Regions from separate parts of the Homo sapiens genome. Here all the other regions are linked to region 1. A link is an interaction called in ENCODE POLR2A ChIA-PET data of the cell type or tissue named here. Cell type or tissue: MCF 10A. All regions are shown on one strand.

Region 1 (2,500 bases):
TGCAGTGAGCCAAGATCGCACCACTGCACTCCAGACTGGGAGAGAGAGCGAGACTGTGTCTCAAAAAAAAAAAAAAAAAAAAAAAAAGAAAGGTAGGCCTGGCAACAGTGTGTGAGATGGATTTGAGAAGAGGAGGCCCAGGGCAGAAGGAGGGAACTATGTAAATATCACATAAGCCAATTCTGATTTCCCACAGAAACAATATATTAATAAAGGATTATGTTCCTGGCCATGGAACTGATATACAAAATTTTATAGAACTGACCACAAAATCAAACTCAGGCAGCTATCAAGGGTACACCCATAATCTGTACATCACAAAATTTTCTAACTAGTATATGAATAATTAAGCAGGGCCACACAGTAATGAAATATTACAATGCATGATGTAATACAATATCCTTAGTCTCATATTTCTGCCTTACAAAAGCAATCAGTTATTTTTTAACAGCTTTATTGAGGTATACTTGACTTATGATAAACTGCACATATTTCAAGTGTACCTAATGTGATAAGTTTTGACATGTTTATACACCCTTGAAACCATCACCACAATCAAGTAAATGAATTTTTCATCACCCGAAAAGTTTCCTCCTATGCAATCCTTCCTTCTACCTCTTTCCCATTCCCCCCATCCCCAGGAAATCACTGATCTGCTTTTTGTCACTATAGTTTGCATTTTTTAGAGTTTTATATAAATGGACTCAAACAGCAGGTATTCTTTTTTGCCTAGCTTCTTTCTTTCAGCATTATTATTTTGAGAATCATCCCTGTTGCAGTATGTATCAATACTTCATTCTTTACAATGCTGAGTAATATTCCATTGTATAGATATAACACAGTTTGTTTATCCATTCATCTGTTAATGGACATTTTGGTCGTTTCCAGTTTTAGGCTATTACAAATAAAGCTGGTATGAGCATTGATGAATAAGTCTTTGTATGGACACTTTTATTGCTCTGGACAAATACCTAGGAGTGGAATGGCTGGATTGCACAATTGTGTATGTTTAACATTTATTTTTTTTTTTTGAGATGGAGTTTCACTCTTGCTGCCCAGGCTGGAGTACAATGGCATGATCTTGGCTCACCGCAACCTCCTCCCGGATTCAAGCAATTCTCCTGACTCAGCCTCCTGAGTAGCTGGATTACAGGCATGTGCCACCACGCCCGGCTAATTTTGTATTTTTAGTAGAGATGGGGTTTCTCCATGGTGGTCAGGCTGGTCTTGAACTCCCAACCTCAGGTGATCTGCCTGGCTCAGCCTCCCAGAGTATTGGGATTACAGGTGTGAGCCACCGCACCAGGCCACAGTATGCGTATGTTTAACTTTTTAAGAAATTGTCCAAATGTTTTCCTAAGTGTTTGGTGGTTGTACCATTTAAGTTCTCATTAGCTGTGTATGAAAATTCCAGTTCCTCCACATCCCTGCCAGCACTTCGTATAGTCAGTCTTTTTTATTTTAGCTATTCTAATAGTTAGTGGAATGAGAGATCTTGTATCCATTTTTTTAGGCTGCTTTCTTCTTATTAAATTAAAAAAAAATTTTAGAGACAGGGTCTCTTTCTGTCACCTATGCTGGAATGCAGTGGCAAGATCATGGCCCACTGCAGTCTCAAACTCCTGGGCTGAAGCGATCCCCCTGCCTTAGCCTTCCTAGTAGCTAGGGCTACCAGCATGCACCACCACACTCAGCTAATTTTTTAAAAATGTTTGTAGAGAAGGGGTCTTGGTATGTTGCCCAAGTTGGTCTTGACCTCCTGGATTTAAGTGATCCTCCCATCTCAGCCTCCCAATTAGCTGGGACTACAGGTACATACCACTATGCCCAGCTAATTTTTAATTTACTTTTTAATTTTTTGTAGAGATGGGGTCTTGCTATGTTGCCCAGGCTGGTCTCAAACTTCTGGCTTCAAAGGATCATCCTGCCTTGGCCTCGGAAATTTCTGGGATTACAGGTGTGAGCTACTGCACCTGGCATTATTAAGTTTTTTTGTTTGTTTGTTTTGAGACGGAGTTTTGCTCTTGTTGCCCTGGCAGGAGTGCAGTGGCATGATCTTGGCTCACTGCAGCCTCTGCCTCCCGGTTTCAAGTGATTCTCGTGCTTCAGCCTCCCAAGTAGCTGGGATTACAGGCATGTGCCACCATGTCTGGCTAATTTTGTATTTTTAGTACAGATGGGGTTTCACTGTGTTGGACAACCTACCAATTTGTTTCATTATGGATCATGCTTTTGGTGTTATATCTAAGAAATTTTTGCCTACTCCATGGTCAAAAAGGCTTTCTTCTAGATGTTTCACAGTTTTAGATTTTACATTTAGGTCTAGAGTCCACTTGAAGTTATATTTTACGTATGGTGCAAAGTATAGTTTACTTTTCTGCTTATGGATATGTTCCAGTACCATTTGTTGAAAAAGACTATCATTTTTGTTTTGTTTTGTTTTTCGAGGCAGTGTCTTGCTTTGTCACTCAGGCTGGAGGCTGGAGTGCAGTAGCACAAA
Region 2 (2,500 bases), 70 kb after region 1:
CCTGGGAACTGGGGGGATGCAGGAGCAGCTGAGCCGGGACCAGAGTCCAGGCCGAATGACTTCACATCCAGAGCATGGTCTTCAACCTCCCCTGAAACCTCATGAAGCTGTGGGGAGTGCGTAAGTAAGTGGAGGTTTTTGGGGGAGAAAGTCCAGGAGAGTCAGGGCAAGAACTAAGCAGGGTTTCTAGTCCTCACCTGGTTTTTCCCATGGACAAATCACTGCCCAGGTGGCTGTGACAGGGATTCTGGGCTTGGGAAAGCCCAGAGAACCCCAGACAGGTTCCACACAGCCACCCACTATCCTCCCCTCTTGGGCTTGGTAAGGGGAGAGTGGCTGGCTGGGAGTCTGGGAGGAGAAGGTCCTGTCTCTCCTCATCTTGGAGGTGGGGCTGGGCACATCCAGAGTCACCCACCACAGGAGATTCAAGGGCCGAACCCCACAAGCTGCCAGAACTCCACAAGCTGCCAGGTTTTTCCCATGGATAAATCACTGACCAGGTGGGTGTGAGAGAGATTCTGGGCTCAGGAAATGCCCAGGGAACCCGAGACAGGTTCCACACACCTGGCCACCATTGACACATATGACACTTTTGTGTAAATTAGAAGAAGGCACCCTCACCAGGGAAGACAAACCAACAAAAAAAATTCCCTTTATGCCGGTGAACTTCAGAAAGGGCCCTTTCTTCAGCGTGGGCCTGCCCTGGCCCTCCCCAGCCCCCACACCCTGCCAAGCCTTGGTTCTGCTAGGTCTGTCCCAACTCAGCCAGCCAGCACTGCCCCCCACCCATGCCCTACCCTGCCCTATGGGGACAACCCCACCATCCACCCTGGGCCGCCAGAAACTGAGACCTGTTTCCAGGGTGACAGAGGGAGCAGGAAAAGACTGGGATGTGTGCCTTAAGGCTCTGAAACCCTGAACTAGGGCAGAGATGGGGCAGCATCTCAATGAAGCCGCTGACAGATTCTAGGCCTCACGCCAGCTGCACACCAGACCTGGCAGGGGACCCAGGCTGTGCCAGGCTGACAGGGCTGGTGGAATCAGGGCTGGGGAGCACACGGAGGCCACCCAGCCACCCTGGCCACAGAGGTGCCCCAAAGGCAGCAGAGGCTGAGGGACGTGAGGGTCCTGGGAGACAGAAAGCCCGAGTCCTCACTTAATGCAGGGGCATCCTCTGAGCCCTGCCAGGGGCCAGTGGCAGCTGGAGAGGCATCCAACTCCATCCTGCCCCAAGGGGGCTGGGCATCTCCTTCCCTCCACCCAGCAGCCTGGTTGCTCACCTCAGCACGGCTGTGGGGACGGCCGAAGGCACTAGGGGAGGGGGTCCTCTACCGAGTGCAATCCCGCGGTCCTCGGTCCTGCCTGGCCATCAGTCACCCGGGCAGCGTCAGGCTCCCACTGGATTCCATCAGCCTGCAGTGGGGTCCAGCATCGTTTTTTGTTTTCTTTTTAAGGCTCTAGGAGATTCAACTCTGCAGCCAGACAGGTCAGGAACTACTGAACTGATCAATATTGTCCCTATCGGAATGTGCCTGCTGTCATCACCACAGTGAGTGTCATGGTGTGGATTCTGACTCAGGGCTCTCTCCGCCTCACACTCCCCACACACTCAACATGGCCTGAATACCTCCAGAAATGGGATTCCTGAGACTCCACCGGGGGATCAGGTGGCCAGGTGGTGCTGCGGCAAGCCTGCTTCACATACTTCCTCTCCCAGGTGAACTCCTGCTGCTCTCTCCCTGCAGCCAGCCCCCTCCTGCTTCCTGAGCAACCCCCGCGTGCCCAGATCCTCTCAATCCTCCCTGCTTTCTGTCTCCTGTGAGGGGATGGAGGGAGGGATACGGTTCCAAATTCTATTCCTGCAGGTCAACAGCATCAGCATGGCTTTCCCAGCATGAAGTGGGTCGTTCTTCCAGGCCCACTGGGGGAATTGGAAGCCGCAGGGCAGACTCAGGGAATCACTGGAGATGGTGCAGTGACCTTTAAGTAGCGCTGCGGGACCACCAAGCTCCGGAACTCAGGCTACCCCCATGGACGCCCCCCCAGGTCACTGTTCTCTGCTTCTCAGGCTGGGGCAGTGGCTCCCCATTTCAAAGGTCCCTCTGCCCCAGGGGACTTTCAATCCCTTCCTCAGTGCCCACCCTGGTTTGAAAAGCTCTAATGAGGAGGCCACTGTGTTCACTGCAAAAGAGAACCCCTGGAGCTAGTGAAATCTGAGTCCTGGGCACAGCCTGGATGCAAAGCTTTTCTGAGTTCTCACAACCTGCACGAACACATACGTGGGAAAGTGTCTTAGAGCACGTTCATTTTTCTCTGGCAAAACCTAATTAACACGCAACGCCACCTTCCTCAGGAATCTGCTGCGTGCTATCATTGCAATTCCTAAGAAAGATTTAGTGAAAATTCTCTGGCTTTCCACGGCAGGCCTTGCTCATATTGTGAGTGTGTTTCTTACTCTCTGGACTCATGTCAGCAAGAAAATCAATGTCTTCCCAAGAGA
Region 3 (2,500 bases), 190 kb after region 1:
TCAGCGTCCCACTGCACACATGGCAGATAAGTCTTGATCGATGTGCTGTGATAAAGCAGTTATCTGTGTGTACAGCTGGCTCCCCAAGAGACCGTGCCCTCCCTTCTCACTATTCTCTGGAGTCAGGCTCTGTAGCAGCCCAACATGGTTTTGATGAATGAATTAATAAATTTGCTCTGTGATCATGAGCAAATTCCCTCTGTCCTGTTCTCAACAACGGGAAGGCACTATCTTTACTAGATAAGTGAGAGGAAGGGGCCCGGAGGTGGAGGAGGCAGGGCCAGAGGAGGAATGGAGTGGCTCGTGACACCCACTGTGGGCAGATGGGATCTGTTAGGAGTGGCTTTGGCTCACTGGGGCAGGCCAGGGTGGAGAACTGTCACATACCCTGGTGTACCTCTGGCAAGGAGCTCTGGTGCCATGTGGGAATAGAAGTGCATGGTCCCTTGGCAAGGCTAACGTTTTGTTTTTAAAGAAGTCTGTGTTTCCAGCCTCTTCCTATCTAGTGACCTGGTCCCTGAGACCTGCCCACCCTCCCGGGCCATAGCACCAGCCATGCGACCTTGAACCGGTCACCACTCATCCCTGAACCTCCAAGTTCTCAGCTCTACTGACAGGGCTGCAGTGCCTTCATGGGCTGGTGCCTGCCTGGGAGGGAGCCCAGGGATAGAAGCCTGGTTCGCTGGCCACCTCCCGCTGGGGCGTTGGCCCAGGCTGCCAGGTTTCACGTTTCAGCTTTCAGAGTGTTTTCTTGTCTAGGGCACTTTCTATTTTTCAATACTTTTCCTATCACAGCCAAACAACAAAAAAGGAAATTGGTTGAGCCTTCTGAAGACCAAGGTCTGGGAGGGTGGGGGTGGGCAGAACCCACCATGGGAAAAGCTGGAGTCAGGGCTGAGGGAGGAGAGGCCTCTCCACCCGATTCCCCAGCACCCCTGCTCCCCTTCCTCCGGGGCTGACTCATTGTTTTGCAACAAACAGCCGGCAGCCAGGTCCCAGCAGTTTCTCAAGCCTGGCCCCCAGGCTGGCTGGGCTCAATCCTGGCCCTCCCAACTGCCTGGCCAGGCCCTGAACGATTGAGTTATCTCCACTCGCATCCCCTTTGTTTGGGGCGGCTACTTGCCCACTCAAGGTAAACAAATTCTGGGCCTGTGTGAAAAGAAAGGAACGGTTATCTCTGAGGCCCTCAGCGGCCTGGCTGGGGAGCAAGACTTTCAGAGGCTTCTGTCTCCAAAGAGAGGAGGGATTTCGGAGCATAGCGTCCAGAGGCCAGCTGCCTGGGTTCAAGCTCCACCTCGGCCACTGACTGCTGATGACCTTGGGCAAGTCCCTGACCTTCTGCTTCAACTTTTTTACCTGTAAAATTTGGGCACAATAATATCTATATCATAAAGTTGTTCTGAGGATTGATGAGTTCATATTTATAAAATGCTACATAAAGGATGTGAGGTTTTTTGGGGTTTTTTTGTTTTATTTTGTTTTTTGAGACCGAGTCTCGTTCTGTTGCCCAGGCTGGAGCGCAGTGGGGCAATCTTGGCTTACTGCAACCTCTGCCTCCCGGGCTCAAGCGATTCTTCTGCCTCAGACTCCTGAGTAGCTGGGACTACAGTCACACACCTCACACACCACCACGCCCAGCTAATTTTTATATTTTTAGTAGAGACAGGGTTTCTCCTTGTTGGCCAGGGTCGTCTCGAACTCCTGACCCCAGGTGATCCACCCGCCTCAGCCTCCCAAAGTGCTGGGATTAGAGGTGTAAGCCACCGCACCCGGCCTGATGTGAGTTTTTTAAAAAGCTACGTACAAGAGATGTTAAATGGGGGAAAAGGTGGGGGGTCCACAGGTAACATTAAATAAACTCAACACCCAAGGCCAGGCTCAGAGGGATTTTCCAGTGCCCCCTCCTCCACCCCACACCTGCTCCCACCCCCACCCCCTCCCCAGCAGGCCAGGCTCCTCCACTCTGCATCCCTGAGCCAGGGCATCGAACGGCCCAGCGGGGTCGGTACCGAGGCCCTAAGCTCCTTTTCAAATGGAAGCCGTACAGGGGAAATCCTCCAGGGAGGTAGGCGCCAGCCTGGGAGGATCTGGCCACCTGAGGACTTACTCAGAGAGGCTTTGGGGTTTGCATCCAGAGCTTTTGGAATTTCAAAAAGATGTCCCCACAGACGATGGGCCTGCAGGGGTGAAATGATGGAGGGAGGGTGGCCATGTCACCACCTCTCACCCACGGTGGGCTCTGTCCTACCATTTTCTTGTCTGGACTGATTTTTCCAAATAGCTGATTTCTCAGGCTCCAGATTCCAATCTGGTCCTGACACTTACTAGCTGGGAGACTTTGAGCGAGCTACTTTCTTTCTCTCAAGCTCCGTTTCCTTGTCTGTAGCAGGACATATTAATCCCTGCCTTGCATGGTGGGCAGGGTAGTAGATGAGGCAGCACAGGCCAAGCTCTTTGTGTGGGGCCTGGGTGTGAGGCCAGGGTTCCATTTGTGGTGTCC

Evidence for each region. Peaks named below come from ENCODE experiments on the same cell type or tissue, not always from the same donor. Only the 100,000 strongest peaks of a DNase experiment are listed, where the experiment ranks them.
Region 2: POLR2A ChIA-PET joins it to region 1 with 5 read pairs; 6 of 35 experiments call an interaction of 5 or more read pairs at or near these places.
Region 3: POLR2A ChIA-PET joins it to region 1 with 7 read pairs; 7 of 35 experiments call an interaction of 5 or more read pairs at or near these places.

What each region holds. Positions count from the first base shown.
Region 1 is chr2:42,986,331-42,988,830 of GRCh38, forward strand. No RefSeq gene overlaps it. Among named protein-coding and RNA genes, the nearest start is that of LINC01819, 52 kb to the right of the region's middle. In MCF 10A, no CTCF peak of the experiment used is centred here; a DNase peak (open chromatin) is centred at 1,009.
Region 2 is chr2:43,056,261-43,058,760 of GRCh38, forward strand. No RefSeq gene overlaps it. Among named protein-coding and RNA genes, the nearest start is that of LINC01819, 18 kb to the left of the region's middle. In MCF 10A, no CTCF peak of the experiment used is centred here; a DNase peak (open chromatin) is centred at 971.
Region 3 is chr2:43,178,128-43,180,627 of GRCh38, forward strand. No RefSeq gene overlaps it. Among named protein-coding and RNA genes, the nearest start is that of ZFP36L2, 47 kb to the right of the region's middle. RefSeq lists enhancers at 1-232, 233-757, 1,809-2,334 and a cis regulatory region at 498-1,354. In MCF 10A, no CTCF peak of the experiment used is centred here; DNase peaks (open chromatin) are centred at 694 and 974.